Linked DNA regions of Homo sapiens: region 1 is linked to region 2. Evidence: read pairs that join two places in POLR2A ChIA-PET (ENCODE). Cell type or tissue: A673. All regions are shown on one strand. Each heading gives the region's core, and the rest is flanking DNA. Links, peaks and the distances in the headings are about the cores only.

Region 1 (15,959 bases), core at 4,664-7,163, 450 kb after region 2:
GGCCTGATTTCAGAACATTTAAAGATGCTTCTGTAATCGCTCCCTCAAATTAAACTATGTGAAAAGACCACTTGTGGAGGCTTCACAGGTCACCACCTGCCTATTAATTCAGTGTCTTGTGAGTCTGCAAACTCACATGCACACATCTAGTCTGGAGTCAGTAGATGAATCAACAAACTGAAATATCTCCCAGTTGAACTGTGAATTCTAATTCATTTACTTAAAGTAGTTTCGTTTTGCAATTATGCTGCTTATGTACAAGCAAGCACGTACTTTTCCGGCAGTAAAAATGAGTGTGGAAGGAAAACAGTTTGGCAGTTCCTCAAAAAATTAAACACAGAATTACCCCATAACCCAGCAATTCTACTCCTAGGTATATTCCCAAAAGAACTGAAAGCAGGGATTCAATGCATGTACACATTATGTTCTTAGCAGCAGTACTCAGCAGCCAGAAGGTGGAGACAGCCCAAATACCCACTGAGCATGAATGGATGAATAAAATGTGGTCTATCCAAACAATTGAATATTATTCAGCTATAAAGATAAAGGAGGCCGAGCGTGGTGGCTCACGCCTGTAATCCCAGCACTTTGGGAAGGTGAGGCGGGTGGATCACCTGAGGTCAGGAGTTCAAGACCAACCTGGCCACCTCGTCTCTATTAAAAATACAAAAATTGCCAGGCACGGTGGCTCACGCCTGTAATCCCAGCACTCTGGGAGGCCAAGGCGGGCAGATCACAAGGTCAGCAGATTGAGACCATCCTGGCTAACACGGTGAAACCCCATCTCTACTAAAAATACAAAAAATTAGCCGGGCATGGTGGCGGGCGTCTGTAGTCCCAGCTACTCTGGAGGCTGAGGCAGGAGAATGCCATGAACCCAGGAGGTAGGGCTTGCAGTGAGCCAAGGTTGCACCCCTGCACTCCAGCCTGGGCGGGGTGACAGAGTGAGACTCCATCTCAAAAAAAAAAAAAAAAGAAGTCCTGGTCCTGTCTCTGCTAGAACACAGACAAACCTCACAAATATGCTAAGTGACAGATGCCATACACAAAAAGCCACATATATACAACCCCATTTACATGAAATATCCGGAACACACAAATCCAAAGAGACAGAATGCAGTGGTTGCCAGGGGCTGCATGTGTCTGCGTGTGCATGCACATGTGTGTGCAGTGGACAATTATTTAATGGGTACAGGGTTTCCTTTTGAGGTGATGAAAATGTCATGGAATTAGCTAGAGACGGTGGTTGCAACACATTGTAAATGTACTAAACGGCACCGAATCATTCACTTTAAAATGGTTTATGTTATGTGAATTTCACCTCAGAAAAAAAGTTGGGTGTGAAAAGGCACACAGGAGTAAACAGTGAATGATGCAAACTACCCCAGACTTCAGGAAGCGAAGCCTCGCTCCGGGGCAGGGTCCTATGAGCATACCCGAAAAGTGCCACCAAATCAAGTTTCAAAGCATGGGTCTCAACCTCAGCACAATGAACATTTTAGGCAGGGGTGTGTGTGTGTCCCCAGGAGGATATCTGGCAGCATGCCAGTAGTGCTCCTTTCCCCAGCTGTAACAGCCACCTGGCATCCCGAGAGGCAATACTGACCCCAGTTGAGAACTCTTCAACTGTCACAATTATCTCAACCACTAAATATAAATCTTTTCAAGTACTTTCCAGATCAAGGGACAGGTAGGAAGAGAAATACTACTAAAAAAAATTATACATAATCTGCTCTATTTTATCATTATTAATTATTTTTTTGAGACAGGGTCACCCTCTGTCAGCCAGTCTGGAGTACAGTGGCACAATCATGGCTCACTGCAGCTTCGACTTCCTGGGCTAAGGTGATCCTCCTGCCTCAGCCTCCTGAGTAGCTGGGACCACAGGTGTGTGCCACCATGCCCAGCTAATTAAAAAATATATATATATTTGTAGACATGGGGTCTTGCCATACTGCGCAGGCTGGTCTTTAACTCCTGGGCTCAAACGATCCTTGCAGGTCGGCCTTCCACGGTGCTGGGATTGCAGGCACAAGGCACCGCACCCAGCTGCTCTATTTTAATGCCTAGATTGCCCTGTGGCTCAAATCATGACTCAAGATTGGAGTAAGGATGCTAAAAGTGCTATCAAATCACCTTAGCCTGGATTCACATGGAGAGTTGTCTGGACCCATTTCTGGCTAAAAACAAGATGACCCAAATGTATGCTCTTTTTCTGACTATCCAGCTCATAGAACCCCACACTAAGGACAGGACTACCAGTCCCACAATAATGTAACCCTAAACCAGTAGCACTACCCTTAAAGAACATCAGGAGCTGGGCTCGCACCTCCCAGTGCTTTGGGAGGCCGAGGCGGGTGGATCACCTGAGGTCATGAGTTCGAGACCAGCCTGGCCAACATGGTGAAACCCTCTCCACTAAAAATACAAAAATTACTGGCCGGGTGCGGTGGCTCATTCCTGTAATCCGAGCACTTTGGGAGGCCGAGGCGGGCGGATCACGAGGTCAGGAGATCGAGACCATCCTGGCTAACTCGATGAAACCCCGTCTCTACTAAAAATACAAAAAATTAGCTGGGCGTGGTGGCGGGTGCCTGTAGTCCCAGCTACTTGGGAGGGTGAGGCAGGAGAATGGCGTGACCTCGGGAGGCAGAGCTTGCAGTGAGCTGAGATTGCGTCACTGCACTCCAGCCTGGGTGACAGAGCAAGACTCCATCTCAAAAAAAAATTAAAATAAAATAAAAATAAATTTAAAAAATAAAAAAATTAGCCGGGCACGGTGGCATGCACCTGTAGTCCCAGCTACTTGAGAGGCTGAGGCAGGACAATCAATTGATCCTGAGACAGGGAGGTTGCAGTGAGCCAAGATTGCATCACTGCACTCCAGCCTCGATGGCAGAGTGAGACTCCGTCTCCAAAAAAAAAAAAAAGAAAAAGATGGGCACTTTTTCAAGGCTCTTGATAAAATCAACTGACTCTATACAGCTAATTTAGCAATATTAAATATTAATATGACTTCTTTGCACATATCCTAGTACTTATACTTTTATTTCAGCATTTTTCAAAATCTAGAAACTGAATCCTTGAGACATACCTAGAGAATTTCTCTACAAGCTGCATTAATATTTCTAATCAAGTACAGGTATACTTGTGGGGGATGATTTCTTCTCTATCAACATAATCCTAAGATGGGAAACACATAAGTGCACCACTGGTTATCTACAATTCTGAGATACCCAAACCAGAATAGGACACACGGCATTAGGCAGACTTTCTCACATTCAGGGTGAGCAGTCTTATGTTTACTACAAACTTTGGGGTATCTGATTAAAGCCTTGCCGTAAGTGTGGTGCACATGTAACATACTCACTGCATCTTTCTCAACCCTGAAAAAGTCTATATTCCGGAAAACATCCAGCCCCAAGAGTTTTGCCTAAAGGCCTGGGGGCTTGTAAGAAACAAAGTAAACTCCCTTCCAAATAATTCTTTAATTCAAAAACACACTGAACAACTAGAATGTGAAATAATACTGAACTTAATGACAACTCTGTATCATAATCTTCAACTATATATGATCATACTAATAAACAGGATAAAAACAAACTAGAAATGCCTTCTTTCAAACAAAAATTAGAGTTCAGTATCAATAAAAAGATAACAATACCTGTAAAACACAACCAACCAACCAAAAAAAGGTCTAAAGACATCACGTTAATTTAGAATACTCTAACTGTACAAACGTGGGGGTACATTCTAAGGGCAAATAGAGTTCTGAAATTTAAGCGTCATATTGGTGGCATAATAATGCTTAAAGTAGGCCGGGTGCGGTGGCTCACGCCTGTAATCCCAGCACTTTGGGAGGCCAAGGCGGGCGGATCACGAGGTCAGGAGATTGAGACCATCCTAGCTAACTCAGTGAAACCCCGTCTCTACTAAAAATACAAAAAATTAGCCAGGTGGGATGGCGGGCGCCTGTAGTCCCAGCTACTCAGGAGGCTGAGGCAGGAGAATGGCGTGAACCCAGGAGGCGGAGCTTGCAGTGAGCCGAGATCGTGCCACTGCACTCCAGCCTGGGTGACAGTGCGAGACTCCGTCTCAAAAAAAATAATAATAAAATAAAATAAAAATAATAATAATAATGCTTAAAATATTAATATGGATATGTATGCCAGAGCGAAATAAGCGAAGATATGGTTATTTGGGGAGCAAGGCTCACACTGGAGAAGGGAGGCACAACACGGACTATCTGAAAGCAAGGAATGGCCCCCTGGGGTTCAATCTGAATTTGGAGACAATGGAAATTCTCTATACATTTATTCCGCTGTAGAATCATTTGTGTGTAAGTCCATACACACACACACACACACACACACACACACACACACACACACACACACGTATATCTCCTATCTCTTGTCAACTGAAAGGTCTGGAAGCAACGACCTCTCCACACACAAAGCCCAAATCTTGGTTTTATAAAAACGGTTCCCTTTAAAAGGAGCTTCAGGGTTCCTCTGAGAAATCACTCCCTCAAGGTCTGGCACAGGAACCCTCTTGCTATGGCAGAAAGGAAGGGCTCCAAAACTAAAAAGAACATGTCAAAAACACACCAGCTTGAAGGAAGTCTGCTGGCCAAATTTAGGACAATCTGAGGGTCAACATGACGAACAATGGTAATGGAATATACCTTACTGGATCTAAAAAAAGAACACACAAGCACATGGTAACATATAAATTAAAAAAAAAAAGAGGAAAAGCGAAGCTCTTCTTTACAGAGGAATGCCAATACACATAGAAGGAGTAAGATTTAGCCGGGTGCAGTGGCTCATGTCTGTAATCTCAGCAGTTTGGGAGGCCAAGGCAGGCGGATCACCTAAGCTCAGGAGTTCGAAACCAGCCAGGCCAACGTGGTGAAACTCCATCTCTGCTAAAAACAAAAAAATTAGCCAGGCGTGGTGGCTGGCACCTGTAATCCCAGCTACTCGGGAGGCTGAGGCAGAAGGATCGCTTGAACCCAGGAGACGGAGGTTGCAGTGAGCAGAGATCATGCCACTGCACTCCAGGCTGTGAGACAAAGTGAGACTCCATCTCAAAATCAATCAATCAATCAATCAGAGTCTCACTGTCACCCAAGTGGGTGACAGCCTTGAACAGCTCACTGAAACCTTGAACTCCTAGGCACAGCCATCCTCTTGCCTCAGCCCCCTAAGTAGCAAGGATTCAGGCATGTGCCACACTGCACGTGACTAAATTTTTTGTTTCTTTATGGAGAGAGGGTCTCACTATGTGGCCCAGGCTGGTCTTCAACTCCTGGTCTCAAGCAATCCTCCTCCCTTGGCCTCCCAAAGTGCTCAGATTATAGGAATGAGCCACTGGTTCTAGCTGAAAGTGAAGGACTTAAAGCTAGAGAATTTAATGCCAGCAAAAGGGTGGCTTGATCAGTTTAGAAAGAGGGTTGGCTTAAAAAATGTTAAGATAACAGGAGAAGCAGTTTCTGCCAACCAAGAGGCACCAGGGTTCCCAGATGCCATGAAGAAAATCATTGAGGAAAAGAAAATCTTCCTGAATAGGTTTTTAATGCAGACAAAAGTGCCCTATTCTGGAAAAAACTGCCACAAAGGACACTTATTAGTAAGGAAGAAAAGTGAGCCCCAGCACTGAAGGCAGGCAGGGAGAGGCCAACTCTACTGCTTTGTGCAAATGCAGCCGGGTTTATGATCAGGACTGCTCTTATCTACAAAGCTGCTAACCCCTGAGCCTTGAAGGGGAAGAGATAAACACCAGTTGCCAGTCTCTTGGTTGTGGAACAAGACTGGGACAACAAAATCCCTTTTTCTGGACTGGTTCCATCGATGTTCTTTGTCTGCAGTCAGGAAGTACACTTTGCCAGTAAGGGATTGCCTTTTAAAGTTCTTTAGATATTGGACAAGGCCCCTGGCCACTCAGAACCCCATGAGTTCAATACTGACGGCAATGAAGTGGTCTACTTACCCCCAAACACAGCACCTCTCCTTCAGCCTCTAGATTAGGGGGTCATAAGGACCTTTAAGGCTCATAACACACAGTACTCTATGGAAAGAATTGTCAATGCTATGGAAGAGAATCCCAATAGACAGAACATTGTTTAAGTCTGGAAGGATTATCCTGCTGAAGATGCCAAGGTTGTTACAGAAAAAGCTGTGAAGGCCATGAGCCTGAAACAATCAACTCCTGCTGGAGAGGACGACGTCCAGATGCTGCGCCTGACCTCACAGGATTTACGAGAGCCAGACGAGGAAATCATGAAAAGACTGTGCATATGCTTTTAAAAGGGTAGGGGGGTGGGTAAGGACTTCAACATGTGGATCTTAGAGAAATTCAAGAGCTATTAGACACCACACCAGAGGAATTAACAGAACACACCTTGACAGATGTCAGTACTTCCAACGTGGTGCCAAACGATGAGAAAGAAGCAGTGCCAAAAACACGTGGACACTGGGCAATCTGGCAGAAGGTCCCCATTCCCCAAGACTGCACTTGACTTCTTTAGGACACAGAGCTTTTATGGCACAGGAACTAAAACTAAAGCATACAACAGAAGGTTGCTATCATACAGAAACTTTTTTAGAGAAATGAAAAAGCAGGCCGGGTGCGGTGGCTCAGGCCTGTACTCCCAGCACTTTGGGAGGCCAAAGCGGGCAGACCACGAGATCAGGTGTTCCAGACCACCCTGGCCAACACAGTGAAACTCTGTCTCTACTAAAAATAAAAAAAATTAGCCGGGCATGGTGGCGGGCGCCTGTAATCCCAGCTACTTGGGAGGCTGAAGCAGGAAAACCGCTTGAACCCAGGAGGCGGAGGCTGCAGTGAGCCAAGACTGAGCCATTGCACTCCAGCCCAGGCAAAAAAAAAAAAAAAAAGAAAAAGAAAAAATAAAACGAAAAAGAAAGAAGTCAGAAATTATGTATTTCAGTAAAGTTCCACCAAGTATGCCTGTCTCTCCTACCTCCCCTTCCACCACCTCCATCCAAGACAGCAAGACCAATCCCATCTCTTTCTCCTCCTCAGCCTCAACCTGAAAATGAGAAGGAAGACCTTTATGAGGGATCCACTTCCACTCATTAAATAGTAAATACATTTTTCTCTCCCTTATGATTTTCTTAATATTTTCTCTAGCTTGATCACAAAAATATATAATATATAAAACATAAAAACTGTCTTTTGACTGCTATCGGTAAGGCTTCCAGTCAATAGCAGGCTATTAGTAGTTCATGTTTTGGGAGTCAAGTGATAGAAGAATTTTGACTGCACAGCAGGTTAGCACTCCTAATCCCTGTGTTAAGGGTCACGATATTCCTTCCCTTTCACTCTTTGTAACACAACTGTCTAGCATTTTACTTCTACATGTTTTTTGAAGACTCCTTCTGGGTCTTTGTTCCCAGTTCCTCAGAAGGAGCTTCAAAAACTATTGGATGTTCCGGAGTGATAGGCATGTCTTTGTTATTCATGAGCCTCCATGTTTTTGCTGAGATGAGCTGACTCAAGATAGAGGCTGGTCACCAGAAAGACAAACCATGACATTAGACGGTTGGGGTTTGAAACCATTCTGACTGGGGTGGGAGAGGGGCTAGAGATTGTGCTCTATCAATTGTGCCCAAGTAACAAAGCCCCAATAAAAACTCTCAACACCAAGGCTCAGGGGAGCTTCCTGGTTAGAAGCTCATTGACCCCGATTTGTCAGGAGAGACTCCATGGGGAGAGGGCTTGGAGGATGTGTGCTTGAGACTCTGCTAGGCCTTGCTGTATATATCTCTTCATTTGCCTGGTCTGATTTATATTAAACTAGATATAGCACCAGAAGATAACTGCAGTGTGATGGGATACACTTCTGCCTGAAGAACTTCCTCCATCTCACAGGGCAGATCTACTGGCAACAAACCCCACAACTTTTGTCTGAGGAAGTCTTTTGTGGGACTAGGTCTCATTCTATCACCCAGGCTACAGTGCAGTGGCACAATCTTGGCTCACTGCAGCCTCAACCTCCCAGGCTCAAGCGATCCTCCCACTTCAGTCTCCTGAGTAGCTGAGACCACAGGCACCGCCAGAGCACCTGGATAATTTTTTTTTTGTAGAGATGAAGTCTCGCTATGTTGCCCAGGCTGCTCTCAAACTCCTGGGCTCAAGTGAGTCTGCCACTCAGTCTCCCAAAGTGCTGGGATTACAGGTATGACCCACCATGCCTGGCCTGTATGAAATACTTTTTTTCTGGCTACATTCAAAACTTTCTCTTTGACTTTCAGCAGTTTGACTATAATGTGCCTAGGTGTTGAGGGTTTTTTGTTTATATTTATGGTGCTTGGAGTCCTCTGAACTTCACAGACCTCTGGTTTGTTGTCTTTTACTAATGAAAAAATTCTCAACCATTAGCTCTTTGAATATTTCTTCTGCCCCGTTTTCTTCCTAGGGCTCCAATTATCTGTATATTTGACAGTTTGCTATAGTCTCACAACTACTCAACACTTTTTTTTTGTTTGAGATGGAGTCTCGCTCTGTACATAGGCTGAAGTACAATGGCACAATCTCAGCTCACTGCAATCTCCGCCTCCCAGGTTCAAGTGATTGTCCTGCCTCAGCCTGAGTAGCTGGGATTACAGGTGCCCGCCACCACACCCAGCTAATTTTTTTTTTTTTTCCAGATGGAGTTTCTCTCTTGTTGCCCAGGCTGGAGTGCAATGGCGGGATCTTGGCTCACCACAACCTCCGCCTCCCAGGTTCAAGCGATTCTCCTGCCTCAACCTCTCGAGTAGCTGGGATTCCAGGCATGTGCCATCACACCCTGCTAATTTTTTTTATTTTTAGTAGAGACGGGGTTTCTCCATGTTGGTCAGGCTGGTCTCGAACTCCCGACCTCAGGTGATCTGCCCACCTCGGCCTCCCCAAAGTGCTGGGATTACAAGGGTGAGCCACCGCGCCCAGCCTAAATGCTATTTTTGTTCTGGTTTATTTTCTTCTGCTTGTTTCATTTTGGATTTCTATTGACCTATCTTCAGTTTCACTGATTCTTTCCTATCTGCTGACAAACTCACTGAGAAAATTATTCATCTATAATGTTTTTAAAGAATCTCTAACATTTCAATTTAACTTTTTCTAGAGTTTCTGCCTCCTGAAATTCTCGATCTTTTCACATATAATGCATGCTGTATACCTTTCTCACTCAATCTTTTACCACATCCATCACAGTCATTTAAAGTCTCTGGCAGTTCCAATATCTGGGTCATCTCTAAGTTGGCTTCCATTTATTTCTCTCTTAACAAGAAATCGCTTTTTTGTGTATCTCATAATTTTTTATTGAATTATCAGATGATATTCAATAAAACCAGAATTGGGTACACCTCTTTGTCTGAGCCACTACTGTGTGGGGATGAGGGGTTAATTCAATCTAGTCTTCAGTTGGGTTTGGATTTTATAATCCTCAGGGGAAGGCTGCCTTCAACTTCGTGGCACCATGTATTTTTCTCAAAAACATACTGGCCGGCCAGGCGCGGTGGCTTACGCCTGTAATCCCAGCACTTTGGGAGGCCAAGGCGGGCGGATCACAAGGTCAGGAGTTTGAGACCAGCCTGACCAAGATGGTGAAACCCCGTCTCTACTAAAAATACAAAAATTAGCAAGGCGCCAGGCGCGGAGGCTCATGCCTGCAATTCCCAGCACTTTGGGAGGCCGAGACGTGTGGATCACCTGAGGTCGGGAGTTTGAGACCAGCCTGACCAACATGGAGAAACCATATCTCTACTAAAAATACAAAATTAGCCAGGCGTGGTGGTGCATGCCTGTAATTCCAGCTACTCGGGAGGCTGAGGCAGGAGAATCGCTTGAACCCGGGAGGCGGAGGTTGCAGTGAGCCGAGATTGCACCATTGCACTCCAGCCTGGGCAACAAGAGTAAAACTCCATCTCAAAGAAAAAAAAAAAAAAAAATTAGCAGGGCATGGTGGCACACACCTGTAATCCCAGCTACTCAGGAGGCTGAGGCAGGAGAATCGCTTGAACCTGGGATACCACTGCACTCCAGCCTGGGCGACACAGCAAGACTGTGTCTCAAAAATTAACTAATTAATTAAATTTAATTTAAAAAAATATTGGCCAAAGAGGAAACCTCACTACTCACACCTAGAGGAGGACAGAACAAATGCAGAAAAGCAAGCCATACAACTTCACATGAAGATGCAAACAGTCTTGCAGGCTACCATGAGGACAAGCCTTTACTTTATTTTGGCAGTAGACTGAATGTCTGTTAAACAGGCATTCGGCCGGGCACAGCGGCTCACGCCTATAATCCCAGCACTTTGGGAGGCTGAGGTGGGTGGATCACTTGAGGTCAGGAGTTTGAGACCAGCCTGACCAACACGGAGAAACCCCATGTCTACTAAAAATACGAAATCAGCCGGGCATGGTAGCGCATGCTTGTAATCCCAGCTACTCGGGAGGCTGAGGCAGGAGAAATGCTTGAACCCAGGAGGCAGAGATTGCGGTGAGCCAAGATAGCGCCATTGCACTCCAGCCTGGGCAACAAGAGCGAAACTCCGTCTCAAAAAAAATAAATAAAGAGACATTCACTTTACTGGAAAAAAAAAAATCAACATATTGTGGTTGAATATATAAAAAGAGATGCCAAACGTTAGGAGCCAGGCGTGGTGGCTCACGCCTGTAATACCAGGGGGCGATCACTTGAGGCCAGGAGTTTCAGACCAGCCTAGGCAACATAGCAAGATCCTGCCTCTCAAATTTTTTTTGAGACGGCATCTTGCTCTGTCGCCCAGGCTGGAATGCAGTGGCGCCATCTCGGCTCACTGCAAGCTCCGCCTCCCGGGTTCACACCATTCTCCTGCCTCAGCCTCCCAAGTAGCTGGGACTATAGACGCCCGCCACCACGCCTGGCTAATTTTTTTTGTATTTTTAGTAGAGACGGTGTTTCACGATGTTAGCCAGGATGGTCTCGATCTCCTGACCTCGCGACCCGCCCGCCTCAGTCTCCCAAAGTGCTAGGATTACAGGCTCGAGCCACGGCGCCCGGCCTCAAAATATTTTTTAAAAAAATTGGCATGGTGGTGCATACCTGTAGTCCTAGCTACTCCAGAGGCTAAGACAGGAGGACTGGTTGAGCCCAGGAGTTGAAGGCAGCAGCGAGCCACTGTATGTCAGCCTGGGCAACAGTGAGACTCTGTCTCTTAAGAAAAAAAAAAAAAAGTGAATGTCTTGTGTGCCTTGCTATGCACACAGGTTCTCAGCCCCTGAGTGGAGTGCAACTTACGGGCCTACCCTACACTCAGGAGCCAGCAACAGCCCCTCATCCTGCTCTCACCAACCCAGCTCCACATCTGCCACACCCAGTCACGCCCCCTTCTGAACCCTCAACTGGTTCTTTTGTGGTTCTTCTCTCAAGTCGAGGATCCACTCCTTATTCCCTTTCCCTGAATGTACCCCAGTTCCTAGAAAGCTCTACGCACTGCAGCGCTCTGAGGGTTCAATCCTTTCAGATTCCACCAGTGTAAAGCAAGCCTCAGCACCCCTTTCCTTTCCAAACCTGCTGGCAGTCCCTCCCAGCTCTCCTGCAGCACAGACTCAAGCCTCCCTTCCATCCCTTTCCCCTCCTGCCCCTGTGCTCCACTCCCACTGCTTCAGCCTCTTGATGGCTTACCATCTTTGCCTGGCCCGTTACTAATCTGTGTCTCTATCCCACCTCTTTTCCACTTCAATCCATCTTAACAGCACTGCCTGATTTATCTTTCTGAAGGACAGCTCTGACATGCGACTCCTCCGCTCAGAAGTCTTCAAATACTCCTCCTACGGAAAAAATCAAACTTTTTAGCCTGGCCTAATTTAAAGCTCTTACTGACTGTATTCCCAGGTACTCCTCCCCAGGGAGTCAAGTAAGCCTAGAAAGGGCCAAACACATGGGCACGAACACCCCAGACAACTTTGGTGGTCTCTGCCGAACTCTGACCACTAGTCTCTTAAAGAGAAATCCTAGAAACATGAACATATTTTTGCCTCAAAGAATGAGAGCCAATTTTTAAAGGTAAAATATCTCCCCACCAAGCAAGAAAAAAGACATGCTTCCAAAACTTAGCTTATTTCCTGCAAAACCCACAAAATATAGAAAGTACCCTGAGTTGGAAATGTTTTTATAACCCATATTCTAAATCATCTGTGATTTAGAAAGAGAACTGGAAACAGGAATAATAGAAACTATGTCTTCAGGCTATTTAGAATGACACAGTGCTCTATAAACCTCAGCTAATGTCTAGGTTTGTTAGGCGGTCACTGTGAGAAAAGCATTTTGTGAGCCTACTCTGGTGCCAGGCACCAGTTTAGGTCAGAGTAAAGTAAGCACAAATATTTACTTGGGAGTCTGAGTACATATATAGTCATATTATATAACAACATGAAAATAGGATAGAAGTGTCAATTGTTGATAAAACATTTAACAATAAAGTGGCCTCAATATCTGGGTTCGTATTTGTATGGCTTCATTCACTCACTCAACAACGACCTGCCCATCTCCAATCATGTGCCAGGCACCACAGCTCAGGGGAGTCCGTAGGAAACAAGACACAGCACTTGCTGTTCTAGAACTTGCTTGTTGGTCGAGGAAGGCATTAAGCGAACAGTGCAAGTCTTTATTTTGATACATCAACTGCTATCCATTGCTAAGGAAACATAAAACTACGTAAGAAGGGGAAACAGGTGAGATGGGGAGGTCTCTCTTAGAAGGTGGCCAGAGAAGGCCACTCTGGTGTGGAGAAATCTGAGCGGGGTCCCAAGGACAGGGTGAACAGGTATAAAGAGTCCCTGAGATTCTGACTTATTCCTACTAGTCAAGATTTCTTACCTGCTGAAACACTGACAAAGCCTGCCACTTCTACCTCTGAATGTGAGAGACAAATTAACTTTATTGTCTCCATCCTGGAATGTTCAGTCCAACTGCTATCCTTCTCTTAAATTAAACTCTGACAGTACAAAAAAGCTCAGTCATAAAAAAAAGGTAGAGGAAGGGGACCACAATGAAGCAGCAGATACACAGCAAGAGGGACTCACTACAAAACCTGTTTTAAGGAAGACAGATACATCTCCTGTTAGTCCCAGACATTCCTTCCTAAGTAAGTTTTTAAGCTGGGCGCATTGGCTCATGCCTGTAATCCCACCTACTAGCGAGGCTGAGGAAGGAGGATTGCTTAAGCCCAGGAGTTGGAGGCCAGACTGGATAATATAGTAAGACGTCATGTCTTTAAAAAATTAAAAAGTGCAGTGGCTCACACCCGTAATCCCCGCACTTTGGGAAGCCGAGGTGGATGGATCACCTGAAGCCAGGAGTTCAAGATCAGCCTGGCCAACATGGTGAAACCCCATCTCTACTAAAAATACATCCGGGCGTGGTGGCTCACGCCTGTAATCCCAGCACTTTGGGAGTCCAAGGCAGGTGGATCACGAGGTCAGGAGTTCAAGACCAGCCTGGCCAAGATGGTGAAACCCCGTCTCTACTAAAAATACAAAAATTAGCCAGGCGCAGTGGCAGTCACCTGTAATCCCAGCTACTTGGGAGGCTGAGGCAGGAGAATCGCTTGAACCCTGGAGGCAAAGGTTACAGTGGGCCGAGATAGCTCCACTGCACTCCAGCCTGGGCAACAGAGCAAGACCGTATCTCAAAAAAAAAAAAAACAGCTGAGTGTGGTGGTGGATACCTGTAATCCCAGTTACTTGGGAGGCTGAGGCAAGAGAATCACTTGAACCGGGGAGGTGGAAGCTGCAGTGAGCTGAGATCGCCCCCACTGCACTCCAGCCTGGGTGACACAGCAAGACACTGTGTCAAAAAAAAAAAAAAAGAAAAGAAAAGAAGAAAAAAGAACCCAAATTCCATCCAAGTTAACCAGCAATGACTTAAAAAGCAAGCAAAACAATAACTCCCGGCCGGGCGCGGTGGCTCACGCCTGTAATCCCAGCACTTTGGGAGGCCGAGGCGGGCGGATCACAAGGTCAGGAGATCAAGACCATCCTGGCTAACACAGTGAAACCCCATCTCTACTAAAAATACAAAAAATTAGCAGGGCGAGGTGGCAGGCGCCTGTAGTCCCAGCTACTCGGGAGGCTGAGGCGGGAGAATGGCTGGCATGAACCCCGGGGGGCGGAGCCTGCAGTGAGCCGAGATCGCGCCACTGCACTCCAGCCTGGGTGACAGCGAGACTCCGTCTCAAAAAAAAAACAAAAAAAAACTCCCATAAAAGGAAAAAACACTAAGTCACTGTTTTCCAGTGAGGAAAGTACATCAGAGTAACCTGGGGAAAGAGAGACACCTGGTGTTTGCTTCTTTGGCTATTTCAAAGAGGAGGAGGCAATAGTGTCTACAGAACTAGATGCTATGACCTTCTTAACCTAAGAGTGAAGTTGACAGCACTGATCTGGGGAAGGTGATAAGCAGGGAGCTCAGGGCAGGGCCCTCTACCTTTTCACCACTGTGTTCTCAGGACTCATGGCGTAAAGCAGCCTCCCAAATTTTTTTAATCAATGGACTTTCTTCTTCTTCTTTAAGAGATGGCGATCTTGCTCTGTGACCCAGGCTAGAGTGCAGTGGCACCATCATAGCTCACTGCAGCCTCAAATTCCTGGGCTCAAGTATCCTCCCATCTCAGTCTCCTGAGCAGCCAGGACTAAAGGCATGTGCCATCACACCTGGCTAACTTTTATATTTTCAGAGATGGGCTGGTCTCGCTACATTGCCCAGGCTGTTTTCAAACTCTCAGCCTCAAGTGATCCTCCTGCCACAACCTCCTGAATAGGGCTTTCTTTTTTTAAATTAGAGATGGGGTCTCGCTATGTTGCCCAGGCAGATCTCCAACTCCTGGGCTCAAGTGATCCTCCCACCTTGATCTCCTGAAGTGCTGGGATAACAGGCATAAGCCACTGCACTGGCCCGGAATTTCTTTCTTTCTTTTTTTGAGACAGAGTCTCGCTCTGTCGCCAGGCTGGAGTGCAGTGGCCTGATCTCAGCTCACTGCAACCTCCACCTCCTGGGTTCAGGTGATTCTCCTGCCTCAGCCTCCCGAGTAGCTGGGACTACAGGCACGCGCTACGACGCCCAGCTAACTTTTGTATTTTCAGTAGAGACAGGGTTTCACCATGTTGGCCAGGATAGTCTCCATCTCTTCACCTTGTGATCCGCCCGCCTTGGCCTCCCAAAGTGCTGGGATTACAGGCATGAGCCACTGCGCCTGGCCTAGAATTTCTTAATGTTCCTCTCTCCCCCTCCACAATCCCACCTAATGTAGCAATTAACAGTTTGGTGATATGTTGGGACAACCAAGAATGTAATTTCTGAAAACAGTTGATATTTCATTTAAAACAAAAAATATTATTAATTCAGAAGGCCCAAGAAAAAGGCTCTTGTACTGTTCACTCTTCTGAGGGAAGTATCCTACAAAACAGTAATACCGTAAAGACATTCAGGAGAGCCCAGGTATATGGAGAGCATACTCTGATTTTAATCACTTCAGGTATTTTCACCAGGTAATTAAATTCACTGTCCAATCACCTGTCTCAAAATCCTGCTGATTAATGAGAAGCCTTAATGGGAAATTTGGTATTAACTACATCTTTTAGGAAATCATTAATTCTAGAAATGGAAAATTAAAACTACTCCTGACTTCACTTTACCCCCACTTCAAAAGTCTACCCAGTCTAGCCAAGGTTCTCACTGGGAAGTGGGGAGAGGAGGAATATGAGAGGTCCCAAGGAAACTAAACTGGAAACGAGAAAGTGGAAAGAGGAACCAAGAACCCAGTCTCGGATGGCTCTTGGGGCTGGCTGGCTCCTCTCTCTCTCCTTCCAGTGTGCTTTCTCTGCTCCTCTGTGAATCTCTCTATTAACCAATCACTGTCATCTTGTACAGGGTTCAACGCAGCCTAGGATTCTAAATCACAGCAATCA
Region 2 (13,588 bases), core at 11,079-13,578:
AGCTGAGGTGGGAGGATCACTTGAATCCAGGAGTTGGAAGCTGCAGTGAGCTGCGATCACACCACCATACTCCAGCCTGGGTGACAGAGACCCTGTCTCAAAAAAAAAAAAAAAAAAAATGTCTGGAAGGAGCACATACCCCAGAATGGAGGCGGGGGAGAGTCACCAGTCTTTGCCTTTGTGGGGAGTGGATTCCTGCACTCTAACAGACTCACCCAGCTTGGGGGCAGGAGAGAACCCCGAGGTACCATCCAGCACCTGTGTGCCCCCAGGCAACAGGCCCCGGGCTTGGGCCTTTGCCTCTTCGATAGCGTGCTTTCTTTTTTCCACTTCACCCTCCAGGTGTGTGAGATCAACCTGCAAAAGCCAGAAGGTGTCCGTTCAGAACCAGGTGTTTCTGGCCAAACACAAACGCATACGTTACATGAAAAAATGCCGAAGAACCTTTTTCCGAGCATAAAGCTGCAAGATCTTTAAGCAGATTTCCTGAATTTCTTCTTCAGTTGCTCCAAACAAAAGAAACCAATGGGGACGATTGGGCAAAGGGATCTGTAAAAACAAACACTATCATCATTACACTTTCCTCAACTTCACGGCCAGCAAGACTCAGGACAATTAAAAAACAGCCTGTTGGTCACGAAAATGCTTTGGCCCAGATTAGAGTAATTTGAAGAATAACACAGTAAAGTTTACTGGAGGCTGGAGAAAAAAAAATCAGACTAGAATCTCTCCATAGTAGCAACACACTGACCTCCAGCGTCCGGGCAGCAAGATAAATGCAGGCACAGGCGATGCTCTCTGGCTGGAACCGCACGAAGACGTCGGTGCGAAGGCTGTCGTTCATGTAATTCCTGGAAGCCAAACACAGGAAGAACTGCAATGCCCCACCCGGGAACCCAGGTCTTCCGCCTGCATTATCTAGAGAAAATCTAGATAAACGTACTACTCCTCTAAGGAGTCTATTGCTAGGACTCAGAGCTAGACAGTCCTGTGAATCTCAAGAGTTAATGGAGAAATATTCTAGCTGCTTTTTCTAAATACAGTAAATACAGGACAGAAAGGCACAGAAATTATTAGAAAAAAAAAAAGCTGGCTGAATGTCAGACAATACGTGTTGCTATGAAAGAGAACCGACTTTAACTTTACTTTTCCCCTCAACCTTGGCCTGCTCTCATGCAAAGCACGATGCCTCAGAAAGAAAATGTCTACTGGAGTCACTAAAACGCTTTTGATTAAAGAAATCTAAATGCTCAAAATCCATAGTGCAGAGAAACATGCAAACTCAAATGAACTGGCTGAGCACAAAGCCGGTGTGGCTGCTGGGAGACAAGCCATCCTCTTGGGTTCCTCTTCCTCTTCCTCCAGGGCGCTGGCGGCAGGCCCCTTCTCTGCTGACCGAGCTGCAGCTTCCTTGAAGGAGTCCACTTGGAAGAGGGAAAAGCCCCTTGGGTGCAAGTTGGACGCGTGGGAGCATCGTGCGGAGGGAGACTCCGCACCCAAGGGCAGGCCTCTTCTCGGGCTCATCAGAGCCGCTGCCAACTGTCCCATTTCAACAAGGGGTCTTAAAATGAACATTCATAGAATCAGAAGCAACACAATACTGAGAAGCAACATGATACTGAGAAGCAACATAATACTGAACATTTCATCACAGTACATTCTTTAACTTTCATATTTAGAAGCTATAAACATACAAAAATTTACATTTTTTAAAAGTTAAAGCATTTAAAACCTGGCTACATTTTGAGCATTTCCTTTAGATCTCTAAGATTTAATAGACTAAAACCAGACCTTACACTAGCTTTATGAATACTGCAAAAACAGAAAGGGTGATTCCATGAGGACAGTTGAACTGGTTTTATATTTACTGCTCCTCACATACCCCAATAACGGGGAGCCTTGGAGTGGGGCTGCACCCGCAGACGAGGTGGGTTGTGAGGGAATCTGACCCATGACCTTCCAGCAATATCTCTGTCCTAAATAAACCTTGGAGAAGGTAACATACAAACCCACTCAAGAGATTTCTAAATGGGAAGTCCTACAGGTGCCTCTTGGAGACACCCGGCTCTGGAAGCAGCTCCAGGCATCACGGGGGAATCTGTGTGGCGGCCGTGTGGCCCCAGCCCCTGATGCAAGCGTGCCAGTGCACAGCTCTAACACAGATACATTCAACAATCAGTAACCTTTCGGTGTCTAATCAACAACTGTCAGTATTCAAGTAGTGATATTAATCCACGAACTTAAAATTCTTAAAAACAAATGAAATCTTGAGAACATATAAACTTATTGCTGTATTTGAAGTGATACAATATTTTTCAAAGTATCCATGAAATAATTTAAAGATGCACACCTTTTACCAGAGCGTGTCATGCAAAGCTGCTCAAAAGAGCAACTTCAGGGCTTCTAGAAATCATGACATAACCCCACACTGACACAGCCAATTTGTCTCTTCAATTCTCACAGCTTTCCATAGCATTTTTTTTTAAGAGAAAGGTACTGCATCTTTATCATACAGGTACAGCAGTTTTAAAGGGACAAAATTCAAGTCAAGACAGTTACCAACTCTAATCAATACGATTACCAAAGCACGACAGAGGATTAACAAGAAGCACAATCGTCAGAGAACCACAGCAGGAGTCGGCCATGGCTATGCTATGTGCGTACCACCAGTCTAGAGCCAGCCTTCGGTGGAGAGCCTGCACTGGATTGGCTGAAGATGCCGCTGTCCCTGCACCAAAGCGCTTGGACAGCAGAGGAGAAGTCTTAGTCACTTACCCTCAGAGGCTACCCTTTGATTGAAAGAGTACAGAAAAGAAAAGTCAAAATAGGTTCTCTATTAAACATGTCATAGCACCAGACAATTCAGTCAGCAAAAATATGACCCTTACAGACTTAACTCCATGGGAAAAAATTCACCAGAATCCCCAGAATCCCCCAAATACTACATTGCACTTTAGGGTTCCTTTCTAGCACATGCATTGCTAAAATCGGCCCCAGAACCTTCTCTGCCCCTCTCCCATGGGATGCAATGTCAGTGGAGAAACAGACCAAGTCTGCACTAGCCTGTCCCTCCACCCTCCCCAGGAAAAGGTCCCCCTGCGCCAAGTCAACAGCTCCCAGAGGAAGCCCACTGACTGCTCTCTTCAGGGTGGGGGACACAGGAAGTCCAGGCTTGCAGGGAGGGGACGGGCCACCTACCGTGACTGCCAGTGCCCATTTTGGGAGTCTGATTGGAATTTATACAGCAGGAGCACTGGGCACTCGGACAACTCCAGCCCACAACCAAGTCACTGGGCTGCCTACCCACTGCCCAAGTGCCTCAAGTCAACACATTCCTGCACTGCCCTTGCTGGTCTCATAAAACAAGGAAGCTCAACTCACCATGAGGTCTGGACCAGGTGTTGGTTACGCTCACACTCTAACACCTGAAGGTACATAACGATTATCTGGAAGATACGGGTCAGGCAGTTATTACCAAGAACCTTAAGAGCCCAGAATTCAGATCTTGTGGGTGTCCATGCAGCAAACAAGAGCCTCAAGCTAGATCCCAGGAGTGGCTCCTGGCCACACGTCTGGCGGACGGCTCAGCTGGAGGGAGCTTTGCGATTGCACCTGCTGTCTGCCTTGGCAGCCAGGCAGGACGCATGCCCGTGAGCCCAGCCACACAACCCACGGCACAGGCCTCGTTCTTCATGGGGCTGGTTTCATTCTAGTCTTCAATGCCTTTCCACCAGTGAGGTTGGCCTGTCCTACACGTCTCTGTATCCCAGTTAACAACTCACCAAAACACAATATGAACATACTTTCAGCAAACAGAGAAGAACACTTCAGGCCAGGCACACTGGCTCATGCCTATAATCCCAGCACTTTGGGAGGCTGAGGCGGGCAGATCACCTGAGGTCAGGAGTTCGAGAACAGCCTGACCAATATGGAGAAACCCAGTCTCTACTAAAAATACAAAATTAGTCAGGCATGGTGGTGCACGCCTGTAATCCCAGGTACTCAGGAGGCTGAGGCAGGAGAATCGCTTGAAACCAGGAGGCGGAGGCTGCATGAGCTGAGGTTGCGCCATTGCACTCCAGCCTGGACAACAGAGCGAGATTCCGTCTCCAAAAAAAAAAAAAAAGCACTTCAATCTGTGGTGGGCAATTTGTGGATAATTTGAACAGATGGCAGAAAGCCGAACAAGCAGATGAGGAAACCCACCAATAAAAAGGAGATGGAACCAAAGATGGAAACAATTTTTTGGGAAAACAAGTGCTTTGTTTCCATGTGACACAGAAGGCACCCACAACGCTGGGAGTGAGGGACCGTGTCACGGCCATGGTCCTCAGTCAGTACATGCCGCAAAACTCGCCAGTCATTTCAGACTAAAGGGGCCAGAATTCCCCTAATTTCTCCATAAGAGAAAGTAAAGCTATCACTAAAGCAAATGTAGAAAATTAACTGTTGAGGCTGGGTGCAGTGGCTCACACTTGTAATCCCAGAACTTTGGGAGGCCGAGGCAGGTGCATCACCTGAGATCAGGAGTTTGAGACCAGCCCGGCCAACATGACGAAACCCCATCTCTACTAAAGATACAAAAATTACCCAGGTGTGGTGGCGCATGCCTGTAATCCCAGCTACTTGGGAGGCTGAGGCACAAGAATCACTTGAACCTGGGAGGCAGAGGTTGCAGTGAGCCAAGATTGCACCACTGCACTCCAGCCTGCATGACAGAGTAAGACTCCGTCTCAAGAAAAAAAAAAAAAAAAAAAAAAAAGGCCAGGCACAGTGGCTTATGCCTGTAATCCCAGCACTTTGGGAGGCCAAGGTGGGAGGATCACGAGGGCAAGAGATGAAGACCATTCTGGCCAACATGGTGAAACCCCGTCTCTACTAAAAATACAAAAATCAGCTCGGCGTGGTGGCACGTGCCTGTAGTGCCAGCTACTCAGGAGGCTGAGGCAGGAGAATGGCTTGAAGCCGGGAGGTGGAGGTTGTGCCTCCACTGCCACTGCCACCATGCCACTGCACTCCAGCCTGGCGATAGAGCGAAACTCCATCTCAAAAAAAAAGAAAACAAAAAAAAATTAACTGTAGAGAAAGGAAAACATAAACTAAAATTCAACATTTATAAACTCACCACTATTTTTGAAAGCCCAAACTTAAATAATACCATTTCCAAAACACTTAAAAATGTGTTACTAAAATAAACAGCTGACACTAGAAGACGAATACGTCAGGAACTATTCTTGAGATTATAAATAGAAACTGGAAAGCCAAGTCAGGGATGCACTCAGTCCTCTTCAGAGCCTTCAACTGCACTGAGGTGGAGAGAGGCGGCCAGGCAGGAGCAGCGGCCTAGGCGGGCTCGCAGGGCAGGAGCCGCACACCCACCTTATGAGGATGCTTCACATGGACGCAGAAACCCAACTCTTTGAGAACTCGTCTTTCCGCCTTTATAATTTGGTTCTTTAAATTAACATAATCTTGATCCAGTAGTAGAGGCACGGGCTTCCTGCCAGAGAGAGAGCACAGGGTCTGCACCACAGTCAAGCAGAGCAAGGCTTCTGAGATCCCGTCGTTACCTCCAACTATGAGCACCTAACACAAACCCCACAACACAACATCGCTATGAAGTCCACATCCTCTGATGAACAAAACTGCACACCGCTCCCCACAGCCCAGTGCCAACCTCCTCATCCCTTCCCAACGATCCCTCCCTGCTTTTCCTTATAGATCAACAGCTTCTGGTGCACAAGCATAGACCGAACATAGCAAGTTTTAGGATCTCGTGGCACAAATGCTAAAGCACTTTATGTGACTCACGATAGGAAGGTACATATTCACAGTTCAATAACCACAGAACCAATGAAAGCACAATTATTTAAATACAGATGGGCCAGGTGCAGTGGCTCTGCCTGTAATCCCAGCACTTTGGGAGGCGAGGCAGGCAGACTGCCTGAGCTCAGGAGTTCAAGACCAGTCTGACCAACATGGTGAAACCCTGTCTCTACTAAAAAAATGCAAAAATTAGCCGGGCGTGGTGGCGGGTGCTTGTAATCCCAGCTACTCAGGAGGCTGAGGCAGGAGATTCACTTGAACCCAGGAGGCGGAGGTTTCAGTGAGCCGAGATCGCATCACTGCACTCCAGCCTGGGTGACACGGTGAGACACAGTGAGAGTCCGTCTCAGAAAAAAAAAAAAAAAAAAAGGGCTGGGTGCAGTGGCTCACACCTGTAACCCCAGCACTTTGGGAGGCCGATGAGGCCATGTTTTTTCTTTTTTTGAGATGGAGTCTCACTCTGTTGCCCAGGCTGGAGTGCAGTGGCGCGCTCTTGGCTCACTATAACCTCCACCTCCCAGGTTCAAGCAATTCTCCTGCCTCAGCCTCCCAAGTAGCTGGTATTACAGGCATGCACCACCACGACCAGCTAATTTTATATTTGTAGTAGAGATGGGGTTTCTACATGTTGGTCAGGCTGGTCTCGAACTCCCGACCTCAGATGATCCACCCGCCTTGGCCTCCCAAAGTGCTGGGACTATAGGCGTGAGCCACTGCGCTCGGCAAGGCTGTTTTTTTTTTTTTTTTTTTTTTTTTTGAGACAGAGTTTCACTTTTGTTGCCCAGGCTGGAGTGCAATGGCACAATCTCAGCTCACTGCACCTCTAACTCCCCGGTTCCAGCGATTCTCCTGCCTCACCCTCCCGAATAGCTGGGATTACAGGCACCCGCAACCACACCCGGCTAATTTTTTTTTTATTTTTTTTTGAGACGGAGTCTTGCTCTGTCGCCCAGGCTGGAGTGCAGTGGCCCGATCTCAGCTCACTGCAAGCTCCACCTCCCGGGTTCACGCCATTCTCCTGCCTCAGCCTCCCAAGTAGCTGGGACCACAGGCACCCGCCACCACGCCTGGCTAACTTTTTTGTATTTTTAGTAGACGGGGTTTCACCGTGTTAGCCAGGATGGTCTCGATCTCCTGACCTCGTGATCCACCCGCCTCGGCCTCCCAAAGTGCTGGGATTACAGGCGTGAGCCACTGCACCTGGCCAATTTTTGTGTTCTTAATAGGGACAGGGTTTCACCATATTGGTTAGGCTGGTCTCGAACTCCTGACCTTAGGTGATCCACCTGCCTAGGCCTCCCAACGTGCTGGGATTACAGGCCAGCCCGGCCAGAGGCTGTGTTTTCTAAAGGACTTCAATTAACTTCAGGTGCATAAACCCTGGGCTAAGGTCAGAGGCAGCGGTTCTCTGCTGGAGAAATTTTACTATTCCAGGGCCATGAAGCAACATCAACAGACTTTCGTTTTTTTTGGAAACAGGGCCTCACCCTGTTGTCCAGGCTGGAGTGCAGTGGTGACATCACAGCTCACTGCAGCCTCAATCTCCTGGCCTCAAGCAAACCTCCTTTTTCAGTCTCCCAAGTGCTGAGATGACAGGTGTGAGCTCCCACATCTGGTATGAGAGAATTTCTGGCTGTCACATCTAAGGTGGGGTACTCCTGTCATCCAGTGAGTCGAGACCAGGGATGTTGCTGAATCCTGCAGCACACAGGAGAATCCCCTACAACTAAAGATTACCCAGCCAGATGCGGTGGCTGAAATCTGTAATCCCAGTGCTTTGGGAGGCTAAGGCCAGCAAATCCTTGGAGCCCAGGAATTTGAGACCAGCCTGGGCAACACAGCATGACCCCATCTTTACCAAATAAAAAATAAAAATTAGCTGGCATGGTTGGCGTGCTCCTATAGTCCCAGCTACTCAGGAGGCTGAGGCAGGAGAAACTCTTGAGCCTAGGAGGTTGAGGCTGTAGTGAGCCATGATCATACCACCGCACTCTGCCCTGGACAACAGGAAACCTGTCTCAGGAGGAAAAAAAAGATTATCCAGCCTGAATGTCAATAGTGCTGAGATTAAGATTCCCTGCTCCAGAGCACTCAGAAACTTGTGGGACAGAAGCAGCAGCAGGGCCGTGCACTGACATGGGTAAAGCAGGAAGCCAGCCCCAGCGCGACCCGCCACAGCGCACTGTCCTCACTGGAGCCCCTGCCCTTACTAAACCGCATCTACTGATGCCTCTGAGCAGGCTCTGTTGGTGGAGCTTGAGACTGCGCTCATGAATATCCCACAGGTTTAGAGCCTCAGGCCTGTATTGTGTTATACAAGCCTTACTGTAACTTAATCAGAAATAAAGAAAATAGGCATCTATGATAGACTAGACAGCTCTGACTGACTCACTTTTTGTCTCTCAGCTGTCGAAGGCGGTGAAACACATTGATGACGTCCCGTATGCGTCTTGGGGCCTCTTCTATCTTGGAAGCCAGGTGGACACAGGCCATTGACACATGCTGAAGCGGAAGCATTGCAACACGCCCATGTTTGTCCCCAGCCACGGCGTCCTGACGGCCGCCAAAGGCTTGAGGGCTATTCAGACCAAAAGGGAGGTGCACCCAGGGGAAAAAAAAAGTCAAGAAACAGAACCCTCCGGCACAGAGCTCAGACTGGGGGGCAAGTACTCACTCCCTTAGTAACCGGGCAAAGTAACAAACCGTTTTACCCTCAACATACTTCGCTGGGAATGAAGTGCAGGAGGAAGCCTTACCTCCATGGAGTGCTTCACGAAGGACTTGGTATAAAAGAACCGCTGGAACAACACCTGCCCGGTAGCCATGGCCACCTAGAGTAGAAGAAAGTTTCCGTATTTTCAAACGCACCATTCAAAGCCTTCGCGGCCGAAAGTCATCGAGTAACGTGGGACTCCCCACGCAGAACCAAACACTGAAACGCTTCCCACGTCCACAAAGGCTCTTCGCGTCCCGCCGTCTCGGGATCCAGCGCACTGGCGGGCGGGGAGGCCCCGGGTCAGGGGCATGGGCTGGCTAGGGAATGGCGCCGAGGCTGGGGTCGGGGCAGGGGCTGGGGTCGGGGTCTAGGCGGGGGCGGTGCGGGCCCGACTCGCCGCCAACAAAGGCGGCTGCCGCCCCAGCGGTTACCTGGGCCGGAGGCTCGCGGCCGCGCCCTCACCTGCGGCAGGCGGAGCAGGATACCGGCCGCCTGGATGAGCTCGCAGCCCACCACGCGGAGGTCGGTCTCTGTGTCGGTGTCGAGGCCGCTCGACATGGACGGCGTGAAACGGAGCTTGTCGTCAGGCAGGAGGCAGTTCTCCAAGGTGATGAGCACCCCGGAGTACAGCCTGTCCCCGATCAGCACCCCCTGCGACCCTGAGGGTGCGCCCCCAGATCCCGGGGCGCCGGCCGCTGCCGCGGGAGCTGCCGACCCTGCAGCACCAGCCGCCGCCGCCGCCGCCGCCATTTTGTGCCGCCGACTCCCCTTCGGCTTCTTCCCTCAGGGCGGCTCCTCGCGAAGCTCCACGGCCGCCACCGCCCCGCCCCGTCGCGTGCCATTGGTTCGGCCCGCGACCAGCGCGACGCCGCCTAGCCGCAATTGGCTACATAACCTGCCCGTCAGCAACGCGCCTAACGCCGACGCCGGAACCTGGCGCGGGTGGGGCGGGCTCGTTACCCAGGGGACTCCGCGGTGCCGGCCGACCCGGAAGCATGTCTGTCCCTAGCGGAGGCGCGGGTGCCGTGCTGAGAGCGCCTGCCTGTGCGCCCCGAGCGGGGCTGGGACTCTTCCAAGATGCCCACGTTCGCACAGAGACCCCGGATCGCGGAAGCTCGCGTCTCGAAAGGCCTGTGGGTCAAGGGGGGCCATCTCGGTGGGATCTGGGGCGGGACGACCCCCACTGCTGAACCCTGGGCGCGGGGCAGGGTCAGAGGCTCCGCTCGGCCTCCCCCTGGATGAGACGCGCATGCCCGGTGTCCCCCGGCCGCCGTCGGCGTCGTGTCTTCAGTCCTTATCGACTCCAGACTTTGGGGATGCGTATTAACGCCAGACTCCTGCAAAGTCTTGCCTTCAACACTCAGCCCCTGGGGAGAGACGGGTGGAGGGATGACTGGAAACGTGGCCTCGACGTCCCTACAGAGCCCCTCCAGCGTGGGGAGGCCTAAGTACCTCAAGGTTCAGGCCCACGGAAGGAGTCGGGGGAGCGAGGCCCGGTGATCTACGTGTGAAGGAGCTTGGACAGGACCTCACAAACGCCAGGGAGACGGCGAGGGGGTTCGTGCGTTTGTAACGTCTTGACATCGCTGATCCTCCCGCAGGCGGTCTCACGCCCTGCCCGTCCTGGGTTCACGGTTTTTCATCACCTGCGGCTGTCCTGCGATCGACCACAGCTGTGCAGGAGGGGCAGGAGGTATCTGTTGCTGCAGTTACCGGAACCTTTGCCAGGACTAGTACAGGACCACGGGTGAGGATGGTGGGGAAGCCTGCGTGGGGCAGGGAACGGTGAGGCAGGAAGAGGGAAGGGCAGCAGAGGCCTGAGTGGTTGCAGGTTCACACACTGAGCTGCCAGTAACTGCCCAGCTCAGACGGGCTCAAATTCAGAAGCCACCATTGCTCCTCACCCCCACCCCCAGGTCAGCTGTCCACTAGCTCTGCCATGACTTGATACTGCAGCTCAAACAGTGCCAACCAAAACCCACTCTCCTCACCGCCTGTTATGGGTAACACGGTATGGTTACAGCTTTACTCATGTCCTCTTTCCCCAGGCTGGTAGCTCAGGGATGTCTCGTCTGTGAGTTACAGCTGCACGCTCTCCAGGAAAGAAGGAATTTCCTCTTCTCTGGAAACCCCACCACACAGCTGGTTTCTCATTGGTGCTGCTTGCCCATTCCCTGAGCTGTGACTGCCAGAGGAGTGGGAGGTTGGTGGTGCCTCCAGCCCATCAGGGGCAGGCCCTGGGACCGCCTGGGAACAGGAGGACTATGGCACAAACCGAGTGAGTGATGGGAGCAACCCGCAGGGCTCTGCCACATCCCTGTCTTCCTTCACTGACATGAAACGCAGAAAAGGCAGCTTTGCCACAACACAGGAGCACGCACCGAATGTGGCCGCCCAGGGCTCTGTCCTTGACCCTGTTGTCCAGGACTGTTTACCAAGGGCTGACAGGCACTGAGTGCCCCGTGCACCTGGCCAGACACTGCACTCATGCAGCGGAAAGGACAGTGAACGAGACTTTGTCCCTGGCCTCCAAAGGCTTAGGGCGTAGTGGCTGTCATGAGGCACAGTGACAAGGGCCAGGAGGGGGACCTCTTAGGGGGCCATGCAGTGATGGAAGCCAGAAGGAATGAAGGCCTGCAGTGAGGATGGAGTGGTCGGCCTGAAGCCATCTCTAGCAAGTGGTCAGGACGCTGATTGTTCTGCGCAGGTTGGAGGTAGGTGGTGAGTCTGAGAAAGGGGCCGGAAAGACTCCCCAGCAACTGCTGGCAAAGGGTGAAGGGCACGTTCCCACAGGATTCAAGCCAGCTGCCTTTGGAGGGGAGACGGGCACTCAGTTTAGGCGCTCCTACAGCAGGGTCAGCAAGACAAGCAGGTTGCGGCAAGGGTCTGCGCACTGCTGTGTAAATGTAGGGGCATCGGGGGGCAGAAAGACCAGGGGAGAAGTGTGCATCACCCTTGGGGTTAAGGGACAGTTGTCTGCTAGGTGTTGCTTCCTGGAGATGGCTGAAAAGCCAGTCCAGTCTGCAGGGACCAGGCCACCACCCACCTGATGTGGGAGCATTTCCCCCAATCCCTGCTGGGCTGCTGAATCTGGGGGACATAGGGAAGCTGAGGCTGGTGTTCTGAGTAGTGGCAGAGCTGAGCCACAGGGCATGTCTGAGGTCAGCCCCGAGCAAAATGGAATAGGGACTCAGGGTGGGTCAGGTAACTGGAAAGCGGGCACTGTGCACGCAGCCCTTGAGGGGAGCCAGGGTGGGTGGGGATCCCCCACTGTGTGCAGAAGGCAGCAGCCTTGGAAGCAGGGTGTGCTCCTCGGTGTGGTCGCTCGATACCAGAAAATGACTCTAAAAACTGAAGAGTGTTTGAGTTTCATTCACACAAAACATGGACATCATCTGTGAGGCTCTGTCCCAGAGAGACAGGGCCATCCCTCATGTCTGTTATTGGGTTGTAGATAAACAAAAGTATAAATCAAACAAACTGCAAATTACTCTGTCTCTTTTCCTAATCAATACAGCAACAGTCCTCAGTGGTACTGCACCACTCTGGAAAAAATGCCTTCAGGTTCCTTCCCATCCCCCAAGGCAGCAGCAAATCCTTCGTGTCGCCTCCTACTGGCCAAGGCAGCCAAAGATTTGAAAGTCTTTGGCTCGTAGATGGCCAGATCCGCTAGGACTTTCCTGTTGAGCTCCACCTGGCACTGAAAAAAGAATGAATCAGAACCTGCTGTCAGTGTGAGACACACACTCCGGCTCCGCGTGGTTGCGGCGCTGGCTCAGGAAGAACCCAGCTGCACACTCGCCTGGGGGGAGGGAAGGCCTAGGAGAATCCTATCTGGGTGGCACAGCAGAGGACTTCCAGGCAGGATGCTGAAGGATAAATGTGGACACGGGTGAGGGAAGCACCTGTGGAATCTGCAGGGAGGCTGGACTCCAGTCCTGATGTCGGCCCGGGGAACCAAACACCTTGTTCAGGGTCCTTGGTCACCACCCTGACTGAGCTGACTGCTGGCCTAGGGTAACCCTTTAAGCCAACCTGGAAGTGCCTGCAAGAACCACAGAGGATTTCAGAAGCTAGTGAACAATGCCAGAGTTTAAGGAGTAGAAAAGGGGGGCCGTCTCTTTGAGCATTAAATTCAGCTACCAAGGCAGGGCACGGTGTCTCGCCTGTAATCCCAGCACTTTGGGAGGCCAAGGCAGGCAGGTCACCTGAGGTCGGAAGTTCGAGACTAGTCTGACCAACATGGAGAAACCCTGTCTGTACTAAAAAATACAAGAAAAAAAACCACAAGGCCAGGCGCGGTGGCTCATGCCTGTAATCTGAGCACTTTGGGAGGCTGAGGCAGGCGGATCACCAGGTCAGGAGATCAAGACCATCCTGGCTAACACGGTGAAACCCTGTCTCTACCAAAAATACAAAAAAATGAGCTGGGCATGGTGGTAGTCACCTGTAGTCTCAGCTACTCAGGAGGCTGAGGCAGGAGAATGGTGTGAACCCGGGAATTGGAGCTTTCAGTGAGCCAAGATCGCGCCACTTCACTCCAGCCTGAGCAACAGAGTGAGATTGTATCCAAAAAAAAAAAGGAACAAAAACACAAAATTCGGCTACCGAGGACAAAGTGGCCTACTACCTGTGACCTAACTGTACTACCTGTGACCTGTATGCTTTGTGCAAAGTCTGTCTCCTTTCTTTCTTTCTTTTTTTTGAAACAGAGTCTCACTGTGTCGCCCAAGCTGGAGTGCAGTGGTGCGATCTCAGCTCATTGCAAGCTCCACCTCCCAGGTTCATGCCATTCTCCTGCCTCAGCCTCACAAGTAGCTGGGACTACAGGTGCCCGCCACCGCACCTGGCTACTTTTTGTATTTTTAGTAGAGATGGTGTTTCACCATGTTAGCCAGGATGGTCTCGATCTCCTGACCTCGTGATCCACCCGCCTCAGCCTCACAAAGTGCTGGGATTACAGGCGTGAGCCACCGTGCCCGGCCAAGTATGTCTCCTTTCTTAACTACAGTTCCCTGAGTAAAATGGGAAAGTCAAACCTCCTAA

Evidence for each region. Peaks named below come from ENCODE experiments on the same cell type or tissue, not always from the same donor. Only the 100,000 strongest peaks of a DNase experiment are listed, where the experiment ranks them.
Region 1: POLR2A ChIA-PET joins it to region 2 with 5 read pairs; 2 of 35 experiments call an interaction of 5 or more read pairs at or near these places.

Annotation. Positions count from the first base shown.
Region 1 is chr1:1,841,476-1,857,434 of GRCh38, forward strand. All of the region lies in intron 1 of GNB1 (G protein subunit beta 1), which reads right to left. Among named protein-coding and RNA genes, the nearest start is that of GNB1, 42 kb to the right of the region's middle. RefSeq lists enhancers at 47-106, 6,315-6,554, 9,621-10,121, 10,296-11,108. In A673, for the core only: no CTCF peak of the experiment used is centred there; a DNase peak (open chromatin) is centred at 5,846; H3K27ac peaks cover 2,099 bases.
Region 2 is chr1:1,390,015-1,403,602 of GRCh38, forward strand. It overlaps MRPL20 (mitochondrial ribosomal protein L20), which reads right to left. Exons shown (of 4, transcript NM_017971.4): 4 at 11,895-12,242. The coding sequence ends at 12,069. MRPL20-AS1 (MRPL20 antisense RNA 1) reads left to right here and starts at 9,516. Exons shown (of 3, transcript NR_015434.1): 1 at 9,516-9,675; 2 at 10,144-10,289; 3 at 10,591-12,032. It overlaps CCNL2 (cyclin L2), which reads right to left and starts at 9,321. Exons shown (of 11, transcript NM_030937.6): 1 at 9,005-9,321; 2 at 8,583-8,657; 3 at 8,219-8,328; 4 at 5,380-5,500; 5 at 3,382-3,446; 6 at 752-851; 7 at 445-549; 8 at 216-357. The coding sequence starts at 9,292. RefSeq lists enhancers at 2,948-3,448, 10,259-10,802 and silencers at 9,034-9,213, 9,284-9,523, 9,814-9,873. In A673, for the core only: CTCF peaks have their summits at 12,155 (motif pointing left) and 12,358; a DNase peak (open chromatin) is centred at 12,147; H3K27ac peaks cover 261 bases.